Linked DNA regions of Mus musculus: region 2 is linked to region 1. The links are chromatin loops, found by intact Hi-C in ENCODE. Cell type or tissue: left cerebral cortex. All regions are shown on one strand.

Region 1 (8,000 bases):
GGGATAAATAGGGAGGTGAGAGGACCAACTCTATTTCTTATAGAGTTTGTTCATAATACTGAAGGGAGAGAAATCTAAGAAAGGTAACTTAATTATGAGACTCTTGAATAATAATCAAGGGACAGGGTATAAAACATGATAGGTGTCACATCCAACTCCTAGAGGGTGTGGGCTGGAACATTGCATGTGGTCTGATACTTAGAATGACTCCTATTGATTTACTGCAATGTGGTTACCTTCCTGAAACTCTTAGTAATTATTAAAAAACAGGGTTCCACATTTTTGTCCAGTATATGCATTTATTTGCTTTACTTTAAATATTTCTCTTTATTATTGCCACAAAGAAACAGAAGGATTGGAATTTTCCTACAAGAAGAATTGAATTGGGGCTGGAAAGATGGCTCAGTGGGTAAGAGCACTGTCTGCCCTTGCAGGGGTCCTGAGTTCAATCCTCAGTAACCACATTGTGGCTCACAATCATGTGTAACGTGATGTCTTAATTTTTCTGTTTCCTTTTTCAGTTCTCTGTTAGCTATTGGTAAGATGGGGGGCATCAGTTGGCAATATGTGTCAGCAGAATAAAGGTACTGACTGTGCAAACCTGGGGATTTGAGTTCAATCCTCATAACTCAACTAAAGGTAGAAGGGAAGAGAGAACTCCACAAAGCTGTGATGTCCACATGGGCTTTGTGGCAAGTACCTCACCTACTACATGTACACACACACACACACACACACACACACACACACACACAAAGAGAGAGAGAGAGAGAGAGAGAGAGAGAGAGAGAGAGAATGTTCATAATAAAAAGATACAGCAGCATTTTAATGAAAAGAAATCAAAAGGCAAAAACATAGTAAACCTTTTGATTTAAACAGTCTTCAACTCGGGGTCCTGCATTTTCATTGTATGCTTTGCTTTGTGAATTAGTGTGTCCCCGAAAAGGTCACTGAAGAGTAATTATGAATCACACAGTGGGACATAAGAAGATCCATGGTCTATTCTCCTTTCCTCTTCCATAAGTCCCCAGAGCTCTTCAAGCTGCCTCGTCTGTGTGGAGTGAGCACTGAGTTTTGTTTTACTAAAATACGAGTAAAAAGTAGTCATGTTTGTTTCGGTTTTATAAATGTAAATTTGAGTTCTTTCAGGCAGTAGGAAGTCAGGGTTTATAGAAAGACAAAAGTATTATTTGGGTTATTTTATCTTTCCTTAGCTAAAACTGAAAATTGTATTCATTGCTCTACATAAAAGCAAAATCCTATCAAAGAACTAGAAAATCCCCCAAATAGCCCCTAGATTGTCACAGGGAGGGTCTGGTGTCAGATGGCTGCAGACTCTGGGGGTTCAAAGGGGAAAATGTTTACTGTGACCAGGCTAAATCTTGAATGCTTAGCTATTCAAGAACTATTACATGAATGTAAATGATCTGCAGGCTTTCCTGCCTATTTTTGGCCGTTTACAATATAAGTACTTCCACTTGTCACTGACCATTTTCACAAACATATTTAATAACCTTGAATTATTCACTGTACAGATTTTTAACTAAGTAATGCAATTGCTCTCTTTTCAGCGTGCTTCTGATACCCTGAACAAGTCTATTCTCGCAAGCCTTGTTTTCTCGGTTTCACTGCGATCATCTCTGTTATGGATTGCTCTGATTTGAGCGATAAACATTTATGTGCAATTGTAGTTTGGATTTATTTACATATCCTAATTTCAGAATTAGTATACAAATTATATATCCTAATTCGTAAGGTGGAAAATAGACCTTACAATGGAAAGAGTATGGTAATTGTGTTACGGGATATGATTTTTTTTTATTTTATTTTATGTTAGTTAATTTGTTGCTGTTGATCGCTGACAAGCCCAGCGGCAAGCATCTTCAAATATGACAGATTCTGAAGTATAGTGAAGGCTGTGTTTATTTTCAAATGACTGTGTTGTTGTGTACTACAGTCCAGACACTCCTGTCAAATGGGAGAAGAGAGACACAGGTTGTGACTGGAGAGAGGGCTGATAGAGGGCTCTTGCTACCTGAGCACACCTCTATGAAATAAGATTTTAAACAAAATAGAAGACAACAATTAAGAGATTGAAATGGCTCAAATAGAGAGGAAACCAAACCAGACTGAAAACCTACAATTAAAATCACTTGAACAGTAAGCTGGGTCACTTGTTTTCTTCTGTGTGGCTACTTTTTTAGGATTCTGTACCCACATGTCATGAATATATACCAGATTGAAAGACTTGAACACCAATTTTGTTTTTAATTTTTAATAATTTGAATATAATTAATGAATTGGGATTATTTTTCCATCTTGTAGAATCTACACAGAAGTTACTTTTTAAGCTAATACTTAAATAACATGGATATTAGTATTTTTTAAAGCACCTAAAATATTTCTGAAGTTAGGAACTTACTTATCATAATTACATACTTTTTTTTAATGTCAGAAAAATACTTTTCCAGACTTGAATCATGGGGAAGAAGTTTCTTTTTATCCAGGCAGAGTAGCTCAAAATAGACTGGATGGTTTCCAAGATTTTCAAAATGAGTTTTGATCTGGTTTAAGACAGTTTTAAATATTTTTCAAAGACAAGAACATTTTGAGAAAATTTTCAAAAGTTAGAAAATGAAGCTTTCTTAACAAGAAATAGATCTTACAAATTAACTGTTTAAAAACCTAGTAAAGTCTATTCAATCAAATCCAATCATCTCTCTTTTTCTACCCCCCCCCCCACACAGTGTGTGTGTATGTATTGGAAACTGAGAATTAACTTTGAAACTTATTTGGGAAACACAACTCCTGAAATAAGGTCAAAGGGATCTCTTCAAAGAGCAGCGTGGGGGCATCCTAGTGATGCCTGAAGATGAACAGTTGCACAAACAGCATGGTGAGAACCGACCTGGGGTCAACTAGAACCAAACACGCACCATCAATTGGCTTTCAAGGCAACCCAGCATAGGCGTAGACTATAGACTGAGTCAAGGCTGCTTACTGAAGGAAGAGGCTCTCCAGCAAGCTGAGATCAGAGCACGAGACACATACATCAAGTAACTGGTTTTATATCACTAGACATGAAGGAAGCTGTAAATGATGCTTTCATTTAAATTTAATTTCTGCTTATCAAGAGACACCGTGGGGGAACACCAAGTGAAGAAGCCACAGGCTGAAGAAGATAGTTCTCCAACCCACAGTAATAACAGAAAACTCACACCCACATTACAGGAACAGCTTACTATATGTGGGTTTTTGGAAAGCTCAGTTTCTAAATGGACATGTCACAGAGGAAGACCCACAACTCCTTGCGAGCATATGAAAGAATGCTCAACGGCAGTCAACAGCAGAGAGCTGAAAGTTAAAATCCAAACATGTTAACAGTTCACATATATACTATATAGTGGCTAAATTAGAATGGACAAATAGTGGCCAACATCATTCCCCAGTATCATACATACTGGCTGAGGTTGCAAAATCCTGTGTCTAAACATGGGTTTCATCTCTGAGCTACCTCATTTCATACATGAAAATATTACAAGCTGTGAAGACACCAGAAATCTAGACTATTTCTGCTCCCAGACGTTTTGGACTAGGATTTCTCTACTTGCATGTCTTAATTGTGATAGAGCTTGCACTAATGAATGTACACTTGTTGTGATTCAATGGACTGCTTCCTTACAAACATCCATTTTATTTATTAGATATCAATTACTAAAAGCATTGCCATATATAAGTATGACTTCGGATTATTTCACCTTAAGTAGCACAAGACTTAGCTGAATACAAGGAAAGGGGGAGATAAGAAGATGGCCTGGTGGATAAAGAGCTTTCGAGGGGCTGAGCTTATGTTCCTACAGATATGCTGGGTATGATGGAGGTACCATCCCAGAAGATATGTCTCTGAGAGATCAGGGACCAGTGTGTCTGGCCAATCAGTGAGCTCTAGGTTAACTGAAAGACCATGTTTCAAACATTAAGGTGCCCAGTGAAGATGACAGGGTAATCCTTATGCACAAACACACCCTGCACACGCACGCATACACAGACACACACACACACACACACACACACACACACACACACACACACACACACACCCAGATGTATATACCAAACATGTGTAGAGAAAAGAATAGCAGCTTTAATTTATTGAAAGTATTTTTGCTTCTGCAAAGGGACTGTTAGTTTCTGAGCTTAGCTGTCATTCATAGCGAGTAGGTGATTTTCAAGTAATTTATTTCTGCTTTCTTGTTCTCCAGTCGCCTGTGAATGTACATGTCCAGGTGCCTTATGCTAGGTTGGGCTAGTAAACAGTCCCTTTTACTAGGGAACAGGCCCTTGCACATTCTAGCTGTGAACATCGTAAGAACATATCAGGATATTTGCTTTGTAGGTGATTTTATTTAGGCAGCACTGGGTCACTTGCAGGAGCCAATCAAGTGCAGAGTAAAAATACTTGCATCTCAAACTAGGAAACCATGCTTTTTTTAAAAAAGCATTAAAAGTGTGGTGGAGATTTTTTTTTTCTTTTTTCTTTTTAACTAGGAGCAATACAGTGAATTGAGTCTGCTGAAGAACAAAGGAAATTCCAGCTTCAGGTGGGCAGTACCCCAGCTCCCATTTCTGGCTTGACAGCTTCTTGGCAAGAGCCATGGCATCAAGCTTGACTGGATGGGAAGGAAGTCCTGAGGGGAAGCGCAGGGCGGGGGCCGGAAGAACAGCGAGGGAGGCTGGAGCCTCAGCTGCAGCCTGAGCTCCGTTTCTACGGCGCAGCGCCAGCGCCACCATGTGGCCATCTGTGGCGCATCAGCGGGAGAAACCGAATCTCAACACATTTGCAGAGCACAGAACTTGTTCAAAGGCCTGGGAAATCCTTGAGCAAGAGCATCCTCCAGCTCTTTCCCATCTAAGAGTGTCAGAGATTTCCCAACAGCTCAATTAGTAACCCATCTGGAATGTTCGCTGTCTAGGCACTTGGTATTTGTTTCTGCACTTATCAAATAATGCTCAACGTTATGTGCCACACACAAAACGGAGCAGGTAGTCCGCACACATGGAGGACCAGTGGGACATATTAACTGTGAGATGATCAGTATAAGACAAGAACTTCAGTGTGGCAAGGAAAGGCACATCTGAGCCTGTTGGGGAGCATTCAGTGTTTACATAGATGTACGTACGCTTTCCTCCCACCCACGATGAGCACAGGAATTGATACCCTAGTAACGGCGGCCCCAGAGTCTGTTCTCTGTCTGCTACTGCTGCTGGGTTTCACCAACCTTCCTGTTGTTAAGTGTGCCTTCTGTGTGCAGGAAGAGAACCGTCAAGGAAAAAACAGTGTTACAATCCACTGTTACTCATAGCTGAGTTCCTGCACCTTGCCCGTTTTCCTTGCTTCCATTTCCTGTATCCACAGTGCTTGTGTATTCTCCAGTTAACACAGTGTAAACAACTGTTCTAAAAGTGCTTCAAGTTAGTTTGAAAAGTTAAATAAACAAGGCTTCTTCAAGGGCTTAGGGAATGTGCATGATGCCCGGTTGTGCACAGGTCCACTTGTGTTCCCGTAAGCCACAAGGGGTCATCCTTGTGGAGAACCTAGTGGGGTTCGACCATTGTTTCATTTGTGAGGTTAACTCTTCTCGATCAATGTCTCTGCCACTGTGGGGTCATGGCCATAATAATGACAGTCACCCAGAAGTTTAGATTCAAAATAGCAGACAATAGGATGCTGAAAAGATACCTGCTCACACCCAGCTTCCAGACCCGGTAGCAACGACCTCTGGGAGTGAACAGACCACAGCTCCCAAATGCACACAGGAAGTCACTCTCTGTGCCTGTACCCAGCAGGTTCCCGCTGAAGTGGGAGACAACTGCTCTAACAACCCCAAACAAGGATAAGGCAGGTAATTAGATGAGCCATGTAACAAGCTGGAAGACGTGATCTTAATGAACACAGCAGATTTGTTAACAATTACCGGAAACCGAACTGTCGGGCATAATTTATGGTTACGCCCTTAAGGAGCTGAGAGTCTTCACTAATCACTTATGCCTCATCCTGTTAGTGTATTCCCTTCTTGTTTACATGTGTGCTCAGCCTAAAGGTTGATGCCTTGGCTGAGGTCATCCCTCTCTGCCAAGTCTATTGAGAATCTAATCTCTGGTCATCAGGATTCATTAAACGTGACTGGATTTAAAGAGAAAAAAAAAAGGTATCATTTGGACCCCGAAGACCAAGTTCTCAGCTCAAAGGGACAAAGGTCAGGAAATAAAAAACAAAGACAGGAGATAGAGGACAGAGAGAAAGGCAGAGGAACAAGGCAGAGGGGGCAGGGATATCTGCCTAGGTATGGGGCAAAGGACTGCCTCTGGATAGAGAGGAGACAGATGTGGTCCACAGGAAAATGGCAGTTTATAGAGGTAAAGAGGGAAACCCTGTGTTTGGATGAGGTGTTGAATTTTAATTGGATAAGTTAATTAAGGAAGCTGGGGGGGGGACGACTTTTGATTGCTGGGTTTCAGTCCTTTGATAGCTGGACCTTGGCAATCAGCCTCAGGAGGAAGAAGTGGTCAAATAGCAATAGACCTTGGTGGTTAGCTTTAGGAATATAATCTGCTTTTAACAAGGCAAGTGGGATGGGAGAAAAGAGCAAGACCTGCCAGAGCCATGCTCACATACTTGAGTCCCTTCAAAAATCCACTAGAAGATTGGAATTGTCTGTGAGAGTGTTGCCCTGAGAGGACTCACTGAGGGTAAAAACCCACCTTGGAAGTGGCCAGAAGCCACCCTGGACATGGGCAGCAGCACCCATTCCATTGCCTGGGACCCCAAACAGAATAGAAATGAAGAAAGGAGAAAGTTTGTAGCAGCATTGTTTTTCAACTGTTTTGCCTGCTGAGCTGGGTGTTTCTCTGCCCTGACACTCTCCCCTCCTCCCGTCCCCTCCTGTCCTGTCTGTTATTTACTGAAACCCTTGTAAAAGTTCCTATTAGTTTCCTTGAAACTGTAAGCTGAACTGCCATCCCACCCTTAAGTTGTGCCATCAGGCTTATGTCCATAGAGATAAGAGAAGTCACTTGAGCATATATTTTCCATCCAGCTTGTGTCACATTGTGGATGTCAAGGTCTAGTAGATGGGGGGGGGGAGGGGTGCTTCTAGGCCCATAGTCCTCTTTGAGAGTTGGTTCCTTCTTTGGTGGATCAGCCCACAATACAGCCCCCTATATTTGTAACCACACCAGACTTCAGTTCATCTTCTTTGGGAGAGTCCTTTCATCTTGAACTGAAATTTCCTGTAAAAATAAGACAAACTGAAGCCAAATGGAGTCTGCATGCTCTTGCTTGTAAAACGTAATTTCAAGATCTACATGGTGGGATCTGCTTCCTTTACTGATTGATAATTCTGAGTCTTATGTCCTTTGTGGTTTGATGACAATGTCTTTCTATTCATACTATCATGTGAGAGAAAGAGAAAGGACTCTACTTAGAACACACCAAGTTTGCAGTCATCGAATCTCCTCTGCCTAGAATTTCAGTATATCCGAAAAACCTGGTTTTAATAAAACTGAGATTCTACATTTGAATTTGAATCTGACAAGACACACAATATGTGAAAGATTTCTATGATTCTCTGAATCAAACCTGTATGTGTTCCTACATAAGATAAAATAGCTAAAGTTCTGTAAAAGTTTAGACTGTTATGGATATTGTTGGGACAAGATGAAGTGAAATGAATCCTCATATAAAATAATGTGACTGTATTTTTCAGACTCTAACAACTCATGGAAAAGTGTGCCTTGCTCTGTTATTATTGGGGTTTGTGGTTATGAACAAATGTTTTTTCCTTTACAAAAAGAAGCTGCTCAGTTCTCATTTGGGCCAGCTTCCAGAAAGGCATCCTTGGTCAGGGACGCAGAGCATCCTCACTGCAGAGTAGCACAGAATGTGCTGTGAGCTAACCCCTTCCTTCTCAAAGTACTGCTTGCACACAGATGCAGGACGA
Region 2 (8,000 bases), 300 kb before region 1:
CAGGTAGCAGACTACAGAAGAAGGCAAAGCCTGCAGTGTAAAGAGGATCAAACCACAGAGGAAATTGTGGAGCCTCCAAAAGCACGGAGCGGCTCGTCCTTCCTAGGAATCACAGAAAAACAGAGTTCAACATGGGCAAGCTTCATTCAACGGGAACTAAGGACATCTAAAATAAATGTTAAAACCATAATATTTAATATTAGAGATGTGAAAAATATGAAGATGTGTGTGTGTGTGTGTGTGTGTGTGTGTGTGTGTGTGTGTGTGTAGGCACATACATGCTCCTACCATTTTAAATTAATGATGCATCATCAAAATGCACTGCGACTAGGGACTTCGGATCTAGGTAAATATTCTCCAAATATCAAAGACTTATCAACGTTTATTGGCAATATCATTTATAATACTAAATTTTTGAAGCTCCAGAAGGCTTTAGTAGTACAAATTTTGTTACAATTCATAGGAGTAAACCATGCTCAATAGATCTCCAATCTCCTGCTTTAATAAAAAACAAATTACAGAATAAAATTTACATGATTTATGAAAGTAAAGCCTGGATATCTCTGAAGTGATGCCAGGAGCTGCTTTAAGGAAGAAACAGAAAAGGTGCCACAAGTGGAATGAGAACGGCTCCATCTGAGTGGTGCTGAACTATGCACAATGAAGCAGCTAAAGGGGACTGTGGTGTGAGTCAGTTTTTGCCATGCAAGCACAAGGACATGAGTTCTGATTGCCAGTAACCATGCAAAAAACCTAGCTGTGGCAGTCTACCTGAGAGTTATCCCAGCACTGGGCTCAGGAGTGAGCAACAACAGGAGGATCCCAGGGATTTGGTGGCCAGCAAGTAAATTAATCAGCAAGCTCAGGCTCAGGTAGACACCCTGGATCCAAAACTAAGGTGGGTGGCAATAGATGAAGATGCTCATGTCGATGTGTAAATGATCAGCTGCACACACCTGCACATACAGTATGCATGCAAAAAATGTCAAATTCTGCATATAACTAAAGGAGATCTAGACTGTATCCTTTTAAAGAGAAGGAAAATGTATTTTCATGAGACTCTTACCATTTTTAATTTTATTTTCAGCCATCTCAGCTACTCTTCAGGAGCAATATTGGTTTTAGAATCAATGGGATTCAGTGGTTAAGCCTGTAAATAACGACAGAATCCAGGGCTAGAGTTTATCAGCTTAGATATTACATCAATCTTTATTAATCTCAGTACAGGAAGATACAATCTCCCAGCATATAATTTTTAAAGGTTTGTTTTATTTGTGTGTGCATGTATGTGGGTGTCCGTGGAGGCTCGAAGACACCACTGACTCTTCCGGAGCTGGAGTTGCAGGCATTCTAAGTTGCCCAGCGTGGGTGCTGAGACCCAAGCTTCAGTTCTCTGAAAGAGCAGAAAACACTTTTAACTTGTGAGCCGTCTCTTCAGTCTCCCCAGTGTATCTTAAGATATATCCTTTTACATCCATATTACCAAAGCATTTCTCATGTCTTACTAAACAACAATATGGGCAGTGGTCTGGGGGTCACAGTTATTTACAAATACCTCATCCAACAGTGTTTTGTGATGTGTAGTGTGATCATGTATTCACCTTAATGTGAAAAACAAGAGAGCTATGGTCTCTATCTGTCACTAGTGTCAGTTCACAGTGTGCACTCTAAAGGTTGGACCATTATGTGTAAGAGAATATATACTCAGCAAACCATTTTTACTGATTTGAAATCAAGAACATTAAGTCTCAGAGAGGTGAAATACTATCGAATAACAGAGCTGGTGAAAATCAGAGTTATAGAGTGAACACTCAGAGCTTAAATACTCTTTAGGAAGTTGGCTTATCCATCTCCTTGGAGCATAACAATGAAATGCTACCTTCGTCTAATATAGTGGTTTTCAACCCCTCCTAATGCTTCAACCCTTTAATACAGATCCTCATATTGTGGTGACCCCCAACCATAAAATTATTCCATTGCTACTCCATAACTGTAATTTTGGCTACTGTTATGACTGTAATGTAAAGTTGATATGCAGAATATCTGATGTGCAGCCCACAAGGGGATCTTTACAGGTTGGGAACTTCTAGTTTATTAGATTCCCAAAGATGCAAAATTTCCATCGCAATACACATAATAGGGACACTTTTCTAGAAGTCCAGGGTTAGAGTCTCAGAACTCACATAGCAGCTCACAGCCACCTGCAACGCTAATTTCAGGATATCTGACACCCACTCTGGCCTCTGTATGCAAAATGCATACAAGATGTGCACAGAGACTCATGCAGGCAAGGCACCTATACACATCAAATAAAATACTTTAAAAAAAATTTAGGTATACACAATGCTGATGCAGGAGGAAAGGAGTGAGTTGTAGGTAGCTGTCAAGAAGGCAGACACAGCGCTGAGCATCATCGAAGTTCTTAAAGTAACATGCTCTGACACCACTAAAAGGGAGACTTGTGGCATTGCTATGGGAATGTCTGCATTGTATTTCACATATTACAAAGTGAAGGTGCCTTGATTACTCTTCTGGTCCTGCAAAGAGAAAGCATTACCAAGGTAACTTATAAGGAGCATCCTCATAGAGGCAGGGAGAGAAGGGATGGGAGAGGGTGGTTCCGGAGTGGAAACCAGGAAAGGGGATAACATTTGAAATGTAAATACATAAAATATCCAATTAAAAAAAAAGAAAGAAAAAGAAAGCATTTTACTGGGAGCTTGCTTACAGTTTCAGAGGATTAGTTTATGATTCTCATGGCAGGAAGCAGGGTATCAGGCAGGCATGCAGTCATGGGCGCTGGAGCCATAGCTGATAGCTTATCCACAAGTAGGAGGGTGAGAAAGGATAAGACTGGGCTTGCTGTGGGCTTTTGAAAGCTCAAAGCCCACCTCCCAGGGACAGACCTCCTCTAGTAAGACCACATCTTCTAATCCTTCCTAAGCACTCTACCAGCTGAGAACCAAATAATTAAATTTAGGAGCCTATGAAGGCCATTCTCATACACAGGACCGTGTAAGATGTACCTGAGTATCTATAGCATGCTAGCGTCCCCACCCCCCCCCCCCCGTGCAAAATAATCACAGCTATGTCTGCCAGCCAGAGGCAAGAGTTTCTATGGTGACATCATGAGTAAGAATTCAGAATGAACAGAAAGCTCAATTTTCACTTTGTATCCCCTGGTTTCACTTTATGTTTTTGCCGTGAAAACACACACATTACACTATATTAAAATTAATTAAAATAATATTCATAACAGCACCTATTAACATGTTACATGTATACAATGTCCATATCTGCTTTATTATTTCCCATCTAGCAGTAAAAAGAGGATTGGGGAAACTTTACAAGAGAGAGGCTAGGGGAGGCGGGATCAGAGTCAGCAGTGGAGCAAGGGGCAAGACAAACAAGATATAAACGGGGAGCAGTGTAAGGGAAGATGGGAATGGGGCGGTCTGGGAAACTACCCATATCCTCACTCCCCAGGAATCAAGGTGCCTAGACCATGCCGGTGTGGATTGCAGAGCTGGAGCTCGGAGCTCTAAAGATCTGCAGCTCAGAGACAGCCTCTGGGCAGATGCGAGCAAATCTGGTCACCATGAAGAAAGCGGCTGCTCATAGCAGAAAGGTCTTTTTTATTGAGCTTTCCAGATGCTTCCATGAAATTTTGAGACACACTTGACAAAACAGTCTTTGGACATTCACAAACCAGATGCCTTAAAACTGGACACCAAACAGCCTTATTTGCAATATTTTATATCAAAGAGAATGAGACAGAAGTCAAGAAAAGTCTCGTGAGCATCCACCTCCCCCTAAGTGTTCTGCGAGAGATGAAAGTGCAGACGTGGATGGGGCTGTGTGGGTGTGCAGTTGAGGTACCTTCCAGGATCGCAGCGCGTGGCAGCCCGCCATACAGATGCGTTCAATATTGTTTAACATTCTCTCAGCGTACCCTATGGAAGCAATGGCTTCAATAATGAAATCAAATTCCCTAACAGAAGGTTGATGGGTTTTTTTCCTTATTATTTTAAAATTTGTTGTTATAAAAAAATTAAAAATATTTTTGGGTGAGGATGAAGAAATCCCACGTTGGCGACGATAGAGTGAGCAAGGATGAATGGTTTTAACAGATGAGCTGGGGATTTAGTGTGCTTGGACAGCAAGAGTTGACTGCACGGCTTACAGCAACCCTGGGATGCAGGAAGATTTTCCCTGTACGTGATATATGTGCTTTAGAAACTTAAGGTTTGAACGAGTCCCATGGACATTCCATTCTGCTATTGTAAAGAAAAACCGACTGCAAATTAAAGAGGAAAGGAAAGAGACAATAACAACTAACATCGTAAGCCCCAATTTTAAACGGGAGAAAAGTTTAACCATATGTAACTTCAGAAGGAGTGAAGAAACAAGAATTTTAAACTTCCTGATAACTTAAAAAGCTGGTACTTCTTTTTTTTTTTCTTGTCTCCATGAATAAGTTATTTGTTTTAGCTGTTTCCTATCTCTTCTTAAGCAGTTGGTAAATGTAATTCACCGGTTTTCAGACATTGTTGCTTGGGAATTTTCCTGATTTACTTTTCAAAAGACATTAAGGACATTTTCCAAGAACTACTCCAGATTCTAGCTCATTGAACTTTCAGCCAAATGAATTTTACTTATCAAGCTGCTTTGTTTATTCTTTTCAGATATCATATCAAAAGTTGATCAGAGAAAGTTTTTTTTTTCTTTTTCCTTTCAAAAGGAGAAGAAGAAAGAATTACAGACTGAGCTTTAACAGATGTTTGGATGTTTTAATTTTTGGAGTCTGCAATTCCCACTTGACTTAATGAGCCTGTCCAACAGCGCTGGCTTTTAGGAGAGGCTGTGCTTTCTCATGCTCGCTCCTTCAGCTCGAAACCACACAAGAACACTGGAAGGCAGAGCCCAGCACGTAAAGCTAGGGTCCTGTGGGAACAGAATGGGAACAGAATTCTCCCGTGCTAATGGCTTTAGAGTGAGGGAGCACCCTCGGGTGGGGGAGGGGTGGCTGGGAATCAAGGCAGCATCACAGAAAGAAAATACTTCAAAACTACACTGCACCACAGAGTTAAAGGATCACCTCTTTGCAAGCAGGTTCTCAATCTCTTTGAATATTTTTTAACTCTCTAGTTTCAAGTGGCATTTTATTATTGATGGTCGTTTTCTGTCAACTTTTCTGTGGAAAACATTAAATTTATTGTTTTCAGATTCTGCCCCATTGAGTCACATCAAAACAAGTTGATGTCTTTCTAAAGTTAACAGTACAACCCTTGAAACCTTATTTTCCCAATGCTTGACTGACTCTTCTGTTTTGGACCTAAATGTTAGTGATTGCTTTCTTATGTCAATGACTCAGCAATTAGGTTGTGACTCTAAAGTTTCAAGTTCTTGGCACTGAATACATAATTGCTCATAAAGACATTCAATTACATTACTCGTATCCACTCCAGACTTTTCTCTGATGGAATTAACTGATGGGAAGTAAAAGAAAATCCATGCAGATATCACAGACAGCCCAATATAATAAGGACAGACTACTGAAATTACCATTTACTTTAAATTGCTGTTCCAATTTTTAGATTTAATGTACAATTAATCTCCTCTAAGAAAGGTTTTCTCTATGCAGACTTTTAAGCTACTGCTAGGTTCTAATTTTATATTGATTAAACTGAAATTAAAAAAAAAAAAACCACACACACACAAAGATGAGGGTATTTTTCAGAATAAAAGAAAATGGAATAGGATAAATAGTTACATCTAATTAAATAATAAAAACAAAACTGTAGGAAGTAGCAATAAGAAGAACAAGTTTATAAGCCTGGAATATTAAAGCAATGTCACTTCAAGTGTATTACTCTCTTGTTTAAGACTATTGTTTCAAATTGTCTATCCGCCACTTCAAAGAAACTCTTAAAAATGTAACATGAAATAGTAAAGTAAATTTACCAGATTATTCTAGTGTTGAAACGATAGTTTATTAATAAAAATGTTGAAGATGAAATAATAGGTCAACAATTTAAATTTAAAATCAAACTATATATGCATACAGCACATACAATATGTGTGCACATATACAATGTTATAATGCAGGTGATAAATTTTAACAACACTTGAATAAATCTCAGAATATCTCAAGGAGAATTAAGAAATACTATGTATACTAATCAATTGCCAAAATCATACTAGAAGCCAAGACGCATTCACAGAGTATGATAAAAATGACAAAGATACCTCCCCGTGTGCTCTTTGCCTTCAGTCGAGATCCTAGTGGGGAATGGGAGAGATGAGATGTGTGATATGTAATGGAGAGTATTACTCAGGCTCGGGTGTGGTCCAGAGAAACCTCAAATGATTCTGCACTACCCAGACCACCAGGAGCAGAGAGATGCTCTGGTGGGAGAATATCTGAGTGCAAATAGCTCTTGAAGGACACAGCAGTCTGCATGGGCACAGTCCCCAGACCAACTAAGCAGAGAAGGAGGCCAGAAGAAAACCTTACCCTTGTTTTCTTCGCCTCTAATTTCTGGTCAGGATTCTCACTGGCTGACAGGGGTAGAGTACAGAACAGAAACGGAGCTCCTAGGAAGTAAGAGGCCAATGATCAGCCAATCGGCTAGTGTGGTGTGTAGAATCCAGACAGATGGAGCAACTTCTGGCCAGAAGACTGTGTTTATCACTCCTACCTCATTCTACCTCTCCTGGCCAGGAACTCACTTACTGTGGATGGTGTAAAGGGAAGGTTAATTTTATTCTTAATGGCAGATAAAAACCATATGTGTCACTCCATAAAGATACCCAAATCATAAAACATATAGGAGTAACCCTTAACAATACCTAAGGGCTATATCAAGAAAGCATTCACTAAGTTACATAAGACAGGATGTTAAAGACACACTCCTTGGATGAAAAGATAATCTACCATTTCCTTCTAAAATCAATTTTATACATAACCTACCCCAGTTAAGCTCTTCATAGCATCTTTTTTAAGGTTAGATTTAAAGATAACTGGCACCAGAGAAAACTATGATTACTTTTCCTAAAGGTAATTAAGGCACTACTTACCCATTCAATTGAGACACTAAATAAACTAAATATATATATATATATATATATGATAAATTCTATCTTACAATCTTACAAATAAGATGAACAGATGAACACAGCAGTTTTGTTGTAGTCTTTTCACTGGTATTTAATAGCTGTATAAAATAACAACAGGTTTCATTATGACAATTCTCTAGGTACATAAACTATACTTTGGTTGTATTGATGCCACGTCCTCCCTTGTTCTCTCCGGCTCCCTTTTCATTTCGCATCTTTTCCCTCTAGGTTCTATGTGTGATACCTGTCTTTTAGAACCTCATTTCATGTAAGATGAGAGCTTCCAGTTCCATCCATTTTCCTGCAGATCAATCACATGATTTCATTTCTATCTGTGGCTGGCCAACACTCAATTGTACATCATTGTACATACATGCCACCACCTTTATATCCATTCTAAGAGGGAACATAGTTGATACCATCATTTGTCCATTCTGTTGTGTTGAATATGGGCACACAGATGTCTCCAAGGTCTGCTGACTCTTATGACTTAAGAGTCCTGTCCTGGAGCAATGTGTTATAACTGGATTGCATGGTGTCTTAGTCCCTTTTCCATTTCTGTAATAAAACACTATAACCAAGGTAACTTGTAAAATAAAGTGTTTAATTGAGCTTCTGTTTCCAAACTGCTACTGTTTATGATGGCAATGTAAAGACAAGGCACCCAGGGCAACTGAGAGCTTCTATCTCAAAACTGCATCCAAGAGGCAGTGTGCACACTGGGAATAACACAAGTCTAAACCTCAAAGTCAATCCCCGGTGACACACCTCCTTGAACAAGGCCTTGAACAAGGCCATACCTCCTAATCCAACTGGAGATCCTATATATCCCGATTCAAATATACGAGCCTATGGTGTCCATTCTCATTCAAACCACAACA

What was found. Peaks named below come from ENCODE experiments on the same cell type or tissue, not always from the same donor. Only the 100,000 strongest peaks of a DNase experiment are listed, where the experiment ranks them.
Region 2: it touches region 1 in a loop (2.3-fold over the local background); 3 of 42 quality-filtered maps call a loop at or near these places.

Annotation. Positions count from the first base shown.
Region 1 is chr4:81,175,669-81,183,668 of GRCm38, reverse strand. No RefSeq gene overlaps it. Among named protein-coding and RNA genes, the nearest start is that of Gm25803, 160 kb to the left of the region's middle. In left cerebral cortex, a CTCF peak has its summit at 4,787 (motif pointing left); DNase peaks (open chromatin) are centred at 3,263, 3,543, 3,841 and 4,762.
Region 2 is chr4:81,480,283-81,488,282 of GRCm38, reverse strand. It overlaps the pseudogene Gm11765. Among named protein-coding and RNA genes, the nearest start is that of Mpdz, 41 kb to the right of the region's middle. In left cerebral cortex, no CTCF peak of the experiment used is centred here; a DNase peak (open chromatin) is centred at 3,817.